Regions from separate parts of the Homo sapiens genome. Here all the other regions are linked to region 3. Evidence: chromatin contacts called from ENCODE Hi-C or POLR2A ChIA-PET data. All regions are on one chromosome and are shown on one strand. The core of a region is the stretch at or near the end of the contact, and the rest is flanking DNA. Distances in the headings are between cores, read along the strand shown. Region 1 overlaps DYRK1A (dual specificity tyrosine phosphorylation regulated kinase 1A). Region 2 overlaps DSCR9 (Down syndrome critical region 9). Region 3 has its middle 28 kb from the start of DYRK1A.

Region 1 (3,170 bases), core at 160-2,659, 110 kb before region 3:
TTCTTTTGTTAAGTCACTAGGGAAACACCTTAAGACTTTAAAAATGACCCTCAACTAACCAGCACCTAAAATGTGGGGAAGGAAGAGTTATAATACATTTCAATGAGAAGTTTATGCCAAACAAACTGGAGTTAAGTCTCTTAAAATGTAACTGAAGATTATCCTTCAGGGAAGTAACTAGCAAGGCATCTCTCCTCCCATCTACCTGGCTGCAGACCCCTGGACCAAACACCTGCTCGGGCTTTCCTCCATCAGTCACGTGCTGACTTCTGTTATCTCCGCCTCTCTCTCTCCCAGCTCTGTCTTAAACATAAAAATATGCTCCTGCCTCACTGTGAGAACAAAACCCTTCCTCGATTCTACAATCAACCTTTAACAACCAACTCATCTTCCTCTCCTTCATTCATTCAACAAACATCTACTGAGCCCCTACTATATTCTAGACTTGCACCGTCCAATGCAGTCAACAATAGTCATATGTGGCTACTGAATACTTGAAATGTAGCTACAAAGAATTAAGATGTGCTATAAATGGAAAAAACAAGATTAAGGACTTAGCAACATAAAATGTAAAATACCTCAATTTTTTTTATTATAAATTGAAATAATAGGTTTTGGAAACACCAGGTAAATTAAAATATATTTAAGTTTAATTTTACTGTTGCTTTGTACTTTTTTCTTTTTAAAGAGACAGGGTCTCTCCCTCGTCACCCAGGCTGGAGTGCAATGGTGCAAGCATAGCTCACTGCAGCCTTGGAACTCCTGGCCTCAAGCAGTCCACCTGCCTTGCCCTCCCAAAATGCTGGGATTATAGGCGTAAGCCACCACTCCAGGCCTCTTTTTACTTTTTTAAAAATGTGGCTCCTAGAAAAATTTAAATTACATAAGTGGCTTACATTTCTATTGGCAGTGCTGTTCCAGACAACGCTCTTAACATTAAAGGCATAAATGCAAAAATTATGGGCCAAATCTCAGGCCTCCTGGAGTTTGTATTTTGCTGGGCACAGAAGAATCCTCAAGCAAAAAAAAAAAAAAAAAAAACGGGAGTGTGAGATCAGAAAATGATGTGTTCTGAAGAAAAGAGCGCAGGGAAAAGAGGGACTAGTGTGGGTGGGATTCCTCTCCCTGCTCCCCTTCCCTTCCCCTCCCCATCTCCTATGACAGGGAAGGCAAATAGGTTTCCTCTCCAGTACAAACTCAAATAGATTGGCAGTGGCTGTCTGGAGCACTCACTGCTATAGAAAAGATTCCAAAGCTAACTCAAGCCTCAGCTGGAAAGCACGGCATGCTATATTTAACTGTGTCTGCACAGGCTGGGGAGCAGGCAGTAGCGCCAAGTTTGACCCAGTTCTATAAACGGCATCTCCACCCATCCATCCACTCAAGCTAGAAACCTCAATCTTATTCGCTCTCTTACTTCCACCTCCCCACCCCCTTTACCTCAATCCCCCTCAATCTAACTACATTCTGTGACTTTGGCCTCTGGAATGTCTCATGAATCCAGCTGCTTATTTCCATGCTCTGTCAAGATCTTAATCCAGAAAGGGGCCAGGGGAATCCCCTACAATAACTGCTCCTTATCCAGGCTCCATGCCCTCCCTCAGTGTATTCCCCCTACTGCTGTCAAAGTTCATGTCCACAACCAAAAAAAAAAAAAGCTCAAAATCAATACTTCACAATACTTTAAATACCCAGAGTACCCAGGTTAAGTGTTTACACCTCTCGTCTTATTTCCCACCATTTCTCTCCATCCTGTCCCCTCCATGACATCCTTTCCCTTAACTGCACCGACCTTCTCACCATTCTTCAATGGTGCTCTTCAGCAGCTCTTCGCTCTTCTCTTCAGCAACTCTTCTCTCCAACTAGCATGCTATCCCCGCCCTCCTATTTTCTCCTCCTAGAAGTCTTCAACTCAAACTTCAAGACCCAGGATCAAATGTCATGCTAAGAAACGTTCTCAGAATCTTACAGGGAACTGGTCCCCTACTCCATTCTTCCCTCAGAACACTTACCTGTCACCTAACCATGAGGATATGTTCTAAGAAATTCACTGTCAGGCGATTTCATGGTTGTGAGAACATCACTGAGTATACACTGCACGCCCACGCTAGACAGTGGAGCCTACTGCACGCCCACGCTAGACGGTGGAGCCTACTGCACGCCCACGCTAGACGGTGGAGCCTACTGCACGCCCACGCTAGACGGTGGAGCCTACTGCACGCCCACGCTAGACGGTAGAGCCTACTGCTCTTAGGCTGCAAACCTGTTCAGCCGTGCTGAATAATGAGGGCAACTGTAACCCTCATTATTTGTGCTATAGGCATGGAAAAGGTACAATAAAAATATGATATAAAAGATCACTTGTGTGGGCGTTTACAGGAATGGAGCTTGCAGGACTGGAAGTTGCAATGGGTGGGGGAGGGATGGAGGGAGGGAGGGATGGAGGGACGGAGAGGAAGAGAGATGAGTGAATGAATGCAAAGGCCTAGGACATTAAACCGTCTACTACGGTCGACTTTATAGACATTGTACATTTAAGCTACACTAATTTATTTTAAAACTTGTTTTCTTCAGTAATAAATTAACTTTAGCCTACTTTATATAACTTTTTAATCTTTTTTTAACTTTTGGATTCTTTTGTAATAACAGCTTAAAACACTGCACAACTGTACAAAAATGTTTTCTTTCTTTACATTCTTATTCTGTAAGCTTTCATTTTTTTAACTTTTTACTTTTTAAACATTTTTCTCAAAAATTAAGATACACATACACGTAAGCCAAGACCTCCTTGGGTAAGGATCGCAAGACATCACTAGGTGATAGGATTTTTGTAGCTTCATTACAGTCTTAGGGGAATACTGTCGTATATGCAGTCCAACACTGAAATGTTATTTGGTGCATGACTGTATTCTGCTCTTATCTCAACACAGCAAGCATGCTGCCTGCTAAAGCCATCAGCATGCTCTCACAATTAGTGCTTTGGAGGGAAGTACTGGTCTTATTTATTTTTGTATTCTCATAACAACAAGGCAAAGGCTTAAAGGAAACACTAAACGAATGAGTGAAAGAAGCGGAGTGTGGTCCCTGAATCCCCTACTCCAACACTCTCTGCCCAGGCTGGCCTGGGAACTCTCACGAGCTCCTAAACCCCTGCCCAAGGCTAGAGTATC
Region 2 (3,514 bases), core at 298-2,797, 120 kb after region 3:
TAGGCATGGGCAAGGACTTCATGTCTAAAACACCAAAACCAATGGCAACCAAAGGCAAAATTGACAAATGGGATCTAATTAAACTAAAGAGCTTCTGCACAGCAAAAGAAACTACCATCAGAGTGAACAGGCAACCTACAAAATGGGAGAAAATTTTCGCAACCTACTCATCTGACAAAGGGCTAATATCCAGAATCTACAATGAACTCAAACAAATTTACAAGAAAAAAACAACCCCATCAACAAGTGGGTGAAGGATATGAACAGACACTTCTCAAAAGAAGACATTTATGCAGCCAAAAAACACATGAAAAAATGCTCATCATCACTGGCCATCAGAGAAATGCAAATCAAAACCACAATGAGATACCATCTCACACCAGTTAGAATGGCGATCATTCAAAAGTCAGGAAACAACAGGTGCTGGAGAGGATGTGGAGAAATAAGAACACTTTTACACTGTTGGTAGGACTGTACACTAGTTCAACCATTGTGGAAGACAGTGTGGCGATTCCTCAGGGATCTAGAACTAGAAATACCATTTGACCCAGCCATCCCATTACTGGGTATATACCCAAAGGACTATAAATCATGCTGCTATAAAGACACACGCACGTGTATGTTTATTGCGGCATTATTCACAATAGCAAAGACTTGGAACCAACCCAAATGTCCAACAATGACAGATTGGATTAAGAAAATGTGGCACATATACACCATGGAATACTATGCAGCCATAAAAAACGATGAGTTCATGTCCTTTGTAGGGACATGGATGAAATTGGAAATCATCATTCTCAGTAAACTATCGCAAGAACAAAAAACCAAACACCGCATATTCTCACTCATAGGTGGGAACTGAACAATGAGAACACATGGACACAGGAAGGGGAACATCACACTCTGGGGACTGTTGTGGGGTGGGGGGAGGGGGAGGGATAGCATTGGGAGATATACCTAATGCTAGATGACGAGTTAGTGGGTGCAGCGCACCAGCATGGCACATGTATACATATGTAACTAACCTGCACACTGTGCACATGTACCCTAAAACTTAAAGTATAATAATAAAAAAGAAAAATTGCTTCAAATGAACAACAAAAAAAAAGAGGCTGTGAACAATGAATCTAAAACAATATTTTCTTTTGGGAAATGCCCGTTTTGGCAGGAATACATTTTGGCTCCGCTGTGCTGTGAATTCGGAGGAAAAGTAGGGAGGGCCGGAAAGCCCAGGGCTTCATGCAGAGTAGACATCAAGAACCCACCTGCTCTGGAGTCTTGGTGGGCAAGGGGAACGAACCTTCCAGTCCATTTCTACCGTCACCATAATTCCTGTGTCTGAATCTGAATCACCTTCTTCAAAAACTGGGGGCTGAGGTTGCCTCCACATGCTAACGCTGATTCAGGGCGGCAGCAGATGCTGGTGTTCTCAGTTCCTTCCTGCTTCCGCTTCCTGTTCAGGAACAGGGCCGCATTTTCCCATCCTCTTCGGCTGTAGGCGTGGTCACGTGACCAGGAGGGCGGGGCGCGCCTGCCTAGCATACGCTGGAGGACGGCGCCCTCACCCTGGCGGGAGGTGGATCCCCAGCGCGGTGCAGTTACATCGCAGACATGGGCTCGTCTATACGCTGCTGGACGGCCGGGGTCTGGGCTCCACAGCCGGGGGGCACCACCCTGGAGCTGGTGATAGGGGAGGGAATCGCCGCTCGGGCGCCCGGGCCTCGCGCGGAGCCTGCGTGCGCGGGAGTTCACGGGGCAAATCCTGCCCATCCTCCGCGCTCAGGCGTGGCTTCAAAAGCCTCGGGCCGGGTGGTGCAGCCCCAGCATAACCTGGCGCCCCGGTGGCTGCTGGAGTGGTTGGCTCAGAATGGAAGGAAACGGTGGGGTCTGCGTTACTCTGTGGTGATAAAAAAGAGAAGCGGCAGCTTAGCGCCAAGAATAAATGATGACCGCCGGAATCCCTGCCGTTAGGCGCAGGTCTTGGCATGAGAGCTGCAACAGGGCGGCCAGCTGGGCGCCAGGGGGCCTGGGCCGCCTGTCCGGTGCGGGTCCCCGAATATCCTGGGCTCTTCCGGGAAGTGCCGCTGCGGTGAGGCCAGAGCCTCCCGCTACGGAGGATGCGATGTGATGTGCTGTGCGTTGCTCTACTCAACGGAGCGCCATTCCCGTGGTTTCGCCTTGCTGCAGTTTCAGTAGATACCGGCTATTGATTTTGGTCTGAGACTCGCAGCCATGTGAACATTAGTGTTATTCTGGGTCAGGCCGTCTTCTAAGTGCTGTATGTTACCTCGTTATAGCGACCCTGTGAGGAGGGAACTGTTAGTAGCATTAGCAGTCTAGGAAAAGAAATCCATTTTGCCAGGCGCTTGTCCATCCGTCTGCGCACCTCCCCACCGTTCCATCCCAGGCGAGCAGTCTGTAACGTGGTGCAGTTTTGCCTGCGCTGCAGCCCATTCTTTCACCTCGCTTCATTTGGGTTTTACTTTGCCGTGTCATTGACAAGTTTTTCTATGCATTTGTTCCCATGTATGCATCACAGGTTATTAGCTGCGTCACCACGTGTTGAGACGCGCGAAGGGCTCTGTTACCTCTTCATGGTTTGAATTGTTACGTCACCCTGGCGTTCTTGAACAAAGAATTGGACAAAACACACAAAGCAAGGAAAGAAGGAAGCAACAAAAGCAGAGATTTGTTGAAAATGAAAGTACACCCACAAGGTGGGAGCAGCCCATGAGGCTGAAGGGCCCGGTGACACAATTTTCTGGGATTTAAATACCCTGTAGAGGTTTCCCATTGGTTACTTGGTGTACACCTTGTGTAAATGAAGTAGTGGACCATAATCAGTCTGATTGGTTGCAGGAGAGGACCAACCAGAGGCTGAAGCGAAGTTATAAAGCTATACCCTATGCAAACATCTGATTAGTTGCAGAAAGCAACCAATCAGAGGCTGAAGTTACAAAGTTATACTCCCATGCAAATGAAGTCTTGACCTGTGAACAGCCTCATTGGCTGTGGGAGGGGACCAATCAAAGGTACTTAGAGTTTATCTGCCACGTGGAAAAAGGGGGGTTGCAGAGGGAGTAGCCTCTGGTCCTTTTGTTACTTGGATGTGGAAAGTTGGGGTTTTCCTTTTGATTTAGTTCTAGGAAGTCAGCGTGAATTGGGCTTAGGTTTACTGCCTCCAGACCCTATTCTCCTGCCTCAGAATGGTCTCAGTTTTGATCAGCTGAGTCAAATGAAAATGAAGTCCTGAGACTAACGCAATCATTTGCAGCTGGATCCAGTTTAGGAAGGAGGCGAGTGATTAAAGGACCAGAAAGTCCGATCTAATTATATTCTAGGACTGATTTCTTCTATGTAGAGTAAAAATACTAGGGTATGTTCCAGACCCATTCAAAGGACTGAAATGTCCTTTAGTGAATGACCTCACAATACCTTCTGAGGGGTGTTTATTATTCCCATCTCACAGGTGAGCAGGCTGAGGCACAGAGAAACTGACCTGCCTAAGCCACGT
Region 3 (3,622 bases), core at 721-3,220:
GCTCAAGCCATCCTCCAGCCTCAGTCTCTCCAGTAGCTGGGACTACAGGCGCAGCCACAATGCCAGGCTAATTTTTGTATTTTTTGTAGAGACTGGGTCTCTCTGTGTTGCCCAGGCTGGTCTCAAACTCCTGGGCTCAGGTGATCCTTCCTCCAGGGTCTCCCAAAGGGCTGAGATTATGGGTGTGAGCCGCCACGTCCAGCCTGTATTCTTTTTTTTTTTTTTTTTGAGATGGAGTTTCGCTCTTGTTGCCCAGGCTGGAGTACAATGGAGCAATCTTGGCTCACTGCAACCTCCACCTCCCAGGTTCAAGCGATTCTCCTGCCTCAGCCTCCCAAGTAGCTGGGATTATAGGTGCCTACCACCACACCCAGCTAATTTTTGTATTTTTACTAGAGACGGGGTTTCACCATGTTGGACCAGACTGGTCTCCAACTCCTGTCCTCAGGTGATCCGCCTGCCTCTGTCCCGTGTTCTTTTTTGAATAGTTTTTATCTTTTAGGAATTCTAATGGAAATGACAGGATGTCTGGCATTTACTTCAAAATAATCTGAGTTGGAAAGTAGGTGGGATTATAGATGGAATAAGACTGGCCAAAAAGCTAATAACACATGTAGAGTCTGAGGGATGAGGACATGACGTTCATGATCAAATTCTCTCTAACTTGATGTCTGTTTGAAATTTTCCATAACAATTTTTAAACAACAACCAGGAAAAACAAATATTGTGACAAACGAACAATAAGACAGGAAGAAAAAGCCGGATTTTGTGTGTGTTCCATTTCCTACTAGGCAACTCCTCAGGTATATTGAGAAGAAATAAACTTGTATTTTAAGGTAAATAAAAGGAATGAGAAACAGGAAAAGGGAGAAGCCCAGTGCTTTTATTTTCCCAAATAACGCTAATATCACTGCACATTTGCATAACGTTTTATGGTTTCAAAGTACTTTTATCTCATTTGCTCTTGGAAGAAGCCTGGTAAGCATATTTGCTGTCATATATGACATGTGATAATATGTCTTGATTATGTTGTTTTTGCATTAAAAAAACTATTTGCTTTAAACCCCTGAAAATATTTCCTTATTAGTCTCTTAGTTATGCTTAAGGATTTATTTCCTGTCCTAGCTTTTGGATGGAAAACTCAGCCTGAATGTCTATTTACAATATTAGAATGCTTAAATGTTCCCCTCTCATGGTTTGGTGCAATTTTATTTTCCTTTTTAGCTCCTATTTGAGGGAATGTACAGGGGTGGGGGAAACCCCTTTTTTATTTCCTTTGAGTCTACCCAGCTGTTTTATTTTGCGTTTGCTTATTTCCCATCCTTCCAGAGTGTGAAGCCATCAGAAGTGTTCTGTTCTTTTTAATACTTTATCAGCATGTCATTTATTAGCCACATTATTCTTTATCTCTTTCCTGTGAAAGCTTTTAAAGTAGAAATTGATGAAGCCATGTCTTTTGTTACTTACATATTATGCCATCAACATTTACAAGTACATTATAAGATTTAAACATAATATCCTAACTTAATGATCCAATTTTTCTTTTCCTTTTTTTCTTTTCTTTTCTTTTTTTTTTTTTTTGGCAACTCAGGTTCCAGGATTCTACCCTGAGCACAGGAAACAACTAGAGTCCATCCCCCACCGCGCCTCCGCACTACTCCCCGGGTATTAAAAATTCTGAGCCAGTCACAGACCTTTAACAAGGTCAAGAGCACTAAATGCCTTATCTTTATGAGGGCAACACATTCCTAAATTGACATGAAAGACCTGGCTGTGTTTGGCCGGCACTGGTGTTTATGGAGACACAACTGCCATTCAAGCATGCGAGGAATGATACGTCATACCAAGACCGTCCTACAAGGATCCCTAAGCAGTGCATGGATGGTGGAGAAGGGAGTTGCCCCAGGGTGAAGGCTTCCCTGGGCTCTGACAGGGGTTACTGGATGACTCTGCAAATATTAAATATAGCTGCATGAATCACACTACAAAATTCCAGGCCTGAAATCTGGTGTCAGGCATAACAATTTGTTCTCCCTCCCTTGCTCATGAATAGCAAAGAATCAATTGAAGAAATTTTGGTCTGTTTAGAGAGCACTCGTGTTTTGTTCCTCCCTCTGGAACACACGTTCTGCATTTGACATGACACATGCTTCTCAAGTGTTATTTTGTGTTTATTAATCTTTGAACTGAATTGCCAGTCCTTCAACTAGAAAGACATTTTCCCAGAACCCTCCTGACTCATGCTAAGGGTACACAACAGCTGATAAACTCCAGTGACCTCAGAGGAGACAGATGGGCCATGTGGCTTCTAACACCCACGTGGCTGTCTGGACCATGGATGACAGCATAGCCCAGGTTAAGCTGGTTGGCAGAAATGCTCAGGACTTTTCCACATTTACCAAGCTGAAAATAGTGGTTATGTCACCTGCTCTTCCATTCTGTCACATCACTTTCCGTATTATCACCTTCTTTACCACTATCCCTCCTTCCTTGCGTGCGTCCGTGCATAGTTTTCCTTATAATTACAAAATAATATGTGCTCATTGTAATAGTAACAAGAGCTAACATTTATTGATTGCTTATATGGTGAACTCTGCTAAAAGCTTAAAAGTATGAATTCGTTCATCTTCAGCAATTCTGTGGGATAGGTATTTTGATCTCCATGTTGCAAATAAGAAAAGCTTGACCATGAAGGGCTCAGAAAGTTTATCACCCAACCATCCTTTCTGAAAATATTTCCTTCGGGGGGGAAAAAGTAATTCAAGAAAGATAATTAAATTCAAAACATGAAAAAGTGGTAACAAATATAAATAAACTGATAAAATTTATACTGAGATCTTAAGATTAAGACATTTAAGAAACTATTTTAAAGAGAAAGAGAAATGTAGAAAGAATTTTATTGCTCAATTGGAACTGAAATTTTAGATTATTCCTACAAAGCATGAGATGTTTAAGATCTTATCTTATTCCAGAGGGAAAAATTATGGATACTGATTCATTCTAAATGTTTATGGAGAAAGATGTTTAAAAGGTCTTATTAAATTAAAGGCCATCTCCTCTAAACTGCCAAGGTCATCGAAACAAAGAAACTGTCATAGCCAACAAGAACCTAAGGGAGACAGGAGGCTGATGTCGTGTGGTATGTTGACACAGATTGTAAAATTTTGACAAAAACCTGGGAAATGTGCATAAACTACAGATTTTAGCTAATAAAATGTGTCACTATTGGTTCATTAATTTTGGCAAGCATACCATATCCATGGAAGCTATGAATACTAAAGGAAACTGGGTGTACTAGGTGTAGAGTAAACAGAAACTCTCTGTACTGCCTACAGCACTTTCCTTTTTCTTTTTAGAATCTAAGTCCTAAAAACATTACTCTAAAGTAAAAATATTTATTCTAAATAATTCTAAGTTAATTCTAATTTAAAATTAATTTATTCTAAAATATAAAGTTTATTTTTAAAAATAGGAGCAACCTCATAGGGCTGTCGTAAGGATTAAATGAGATCATCAATATAAAAAGGTCTGCATAGGGGCTGGAACATAGCAGGTGTTCAAGGAACATGAGCCTTTACCTGAAAATAGACAAATAGGAAGAAAGCCCAGCTCCGTGGGGTGC

What was found. A loop is a pair of places that touch in the nucleus more often than their neighbours do. ChIA-PET counts read pairs that join two places held with the same protein, here RNA polymerase II (POLR2A). Pooled maps may share reads with other maps.
Region 1: a loop to region 3 is called in a pooled map, with 2.8 times the contacts of the local background. The contact joins two enhancer-like sites. A Hi-C loop is called at or near these places in 2 of 50 pooled maps. POLR2A ChIA-PET finds 5 or more read pairs at or near these places in 3 of 52 experiments (BJ, activated T-cell and naive thymus-derived CD4-positive, alpha-beta T cell).
Region 2: a pooled map of gastrocnemius medialis shows a loop between it and region 3 (4-fold over the local background). The contact joins two enhancer-like sites. A Hi-C loop is called at or near these places in 5 of 50 pooled maps. POLR2A ChIA-PET finds 5 or more read pairs at or near these places in 2 of 52 experiments (activated naive CD8-positive, alpha-beta T cell and naive thymus-derived CD4-positive, alpha-beta T cell).

The regions. Positions count from the first base shown.
Region 1 is chr21:37,450,629-37,453,798 of GRCh38, reverse strand. All of the region lies in intron 2 of DYRK1A (dual specificity tyrosine phosphorylation regulated kinase 1A), which reads right to left. Among named protein-coding and RNA genes, the nearest start is that of KCNJ6-AS1, 66 kb to the left of the region's middle. RefSeq lists an enhancer at 2,098-2,649. Within about 2 kb of position 1,409, at least 10 of the 41 ENCODE cell types and tissues checked have a DNase peak (open chromatin) inside an H3K27ac peak, as active enhancers do.
Region 2 is chr21:37,219,349-37,222,862 of GRCh38, reverse strand. DSCR9 (Down syndrome critical region 9) reads right to left here. Exons shown (of 3, transcript NR_026719.2): 3 at 1,127-2,625. Among named protein-coding and RNA genes, the nearest start is that of DSCR9, 13 kb to the right of the region's middle. RefSeq lists an enhancer at 1,824-1,973. Within about 2 kb of position 1,547, at least 38 of the 41 ENCODE cell types and tissues checked have a DNase peak (open chromatin) inside an H3K27ac peak, as active enhancers do.
Region 3 is chr21:37,337,424-37,341,045 of GRCh38, reverse strand. No RefSeq gene overlaps it. Among named protein-coding and RNA genes, the nearest start is that of DYRK1A, 28 kb to the left of the region's middle. Within about 2 kb of position 1,970, at least 19 of the 41 ENCODE cell types and tissues checked have a DNase peak (open chromatin) inside an H3K27ac peak, as active enhancers do.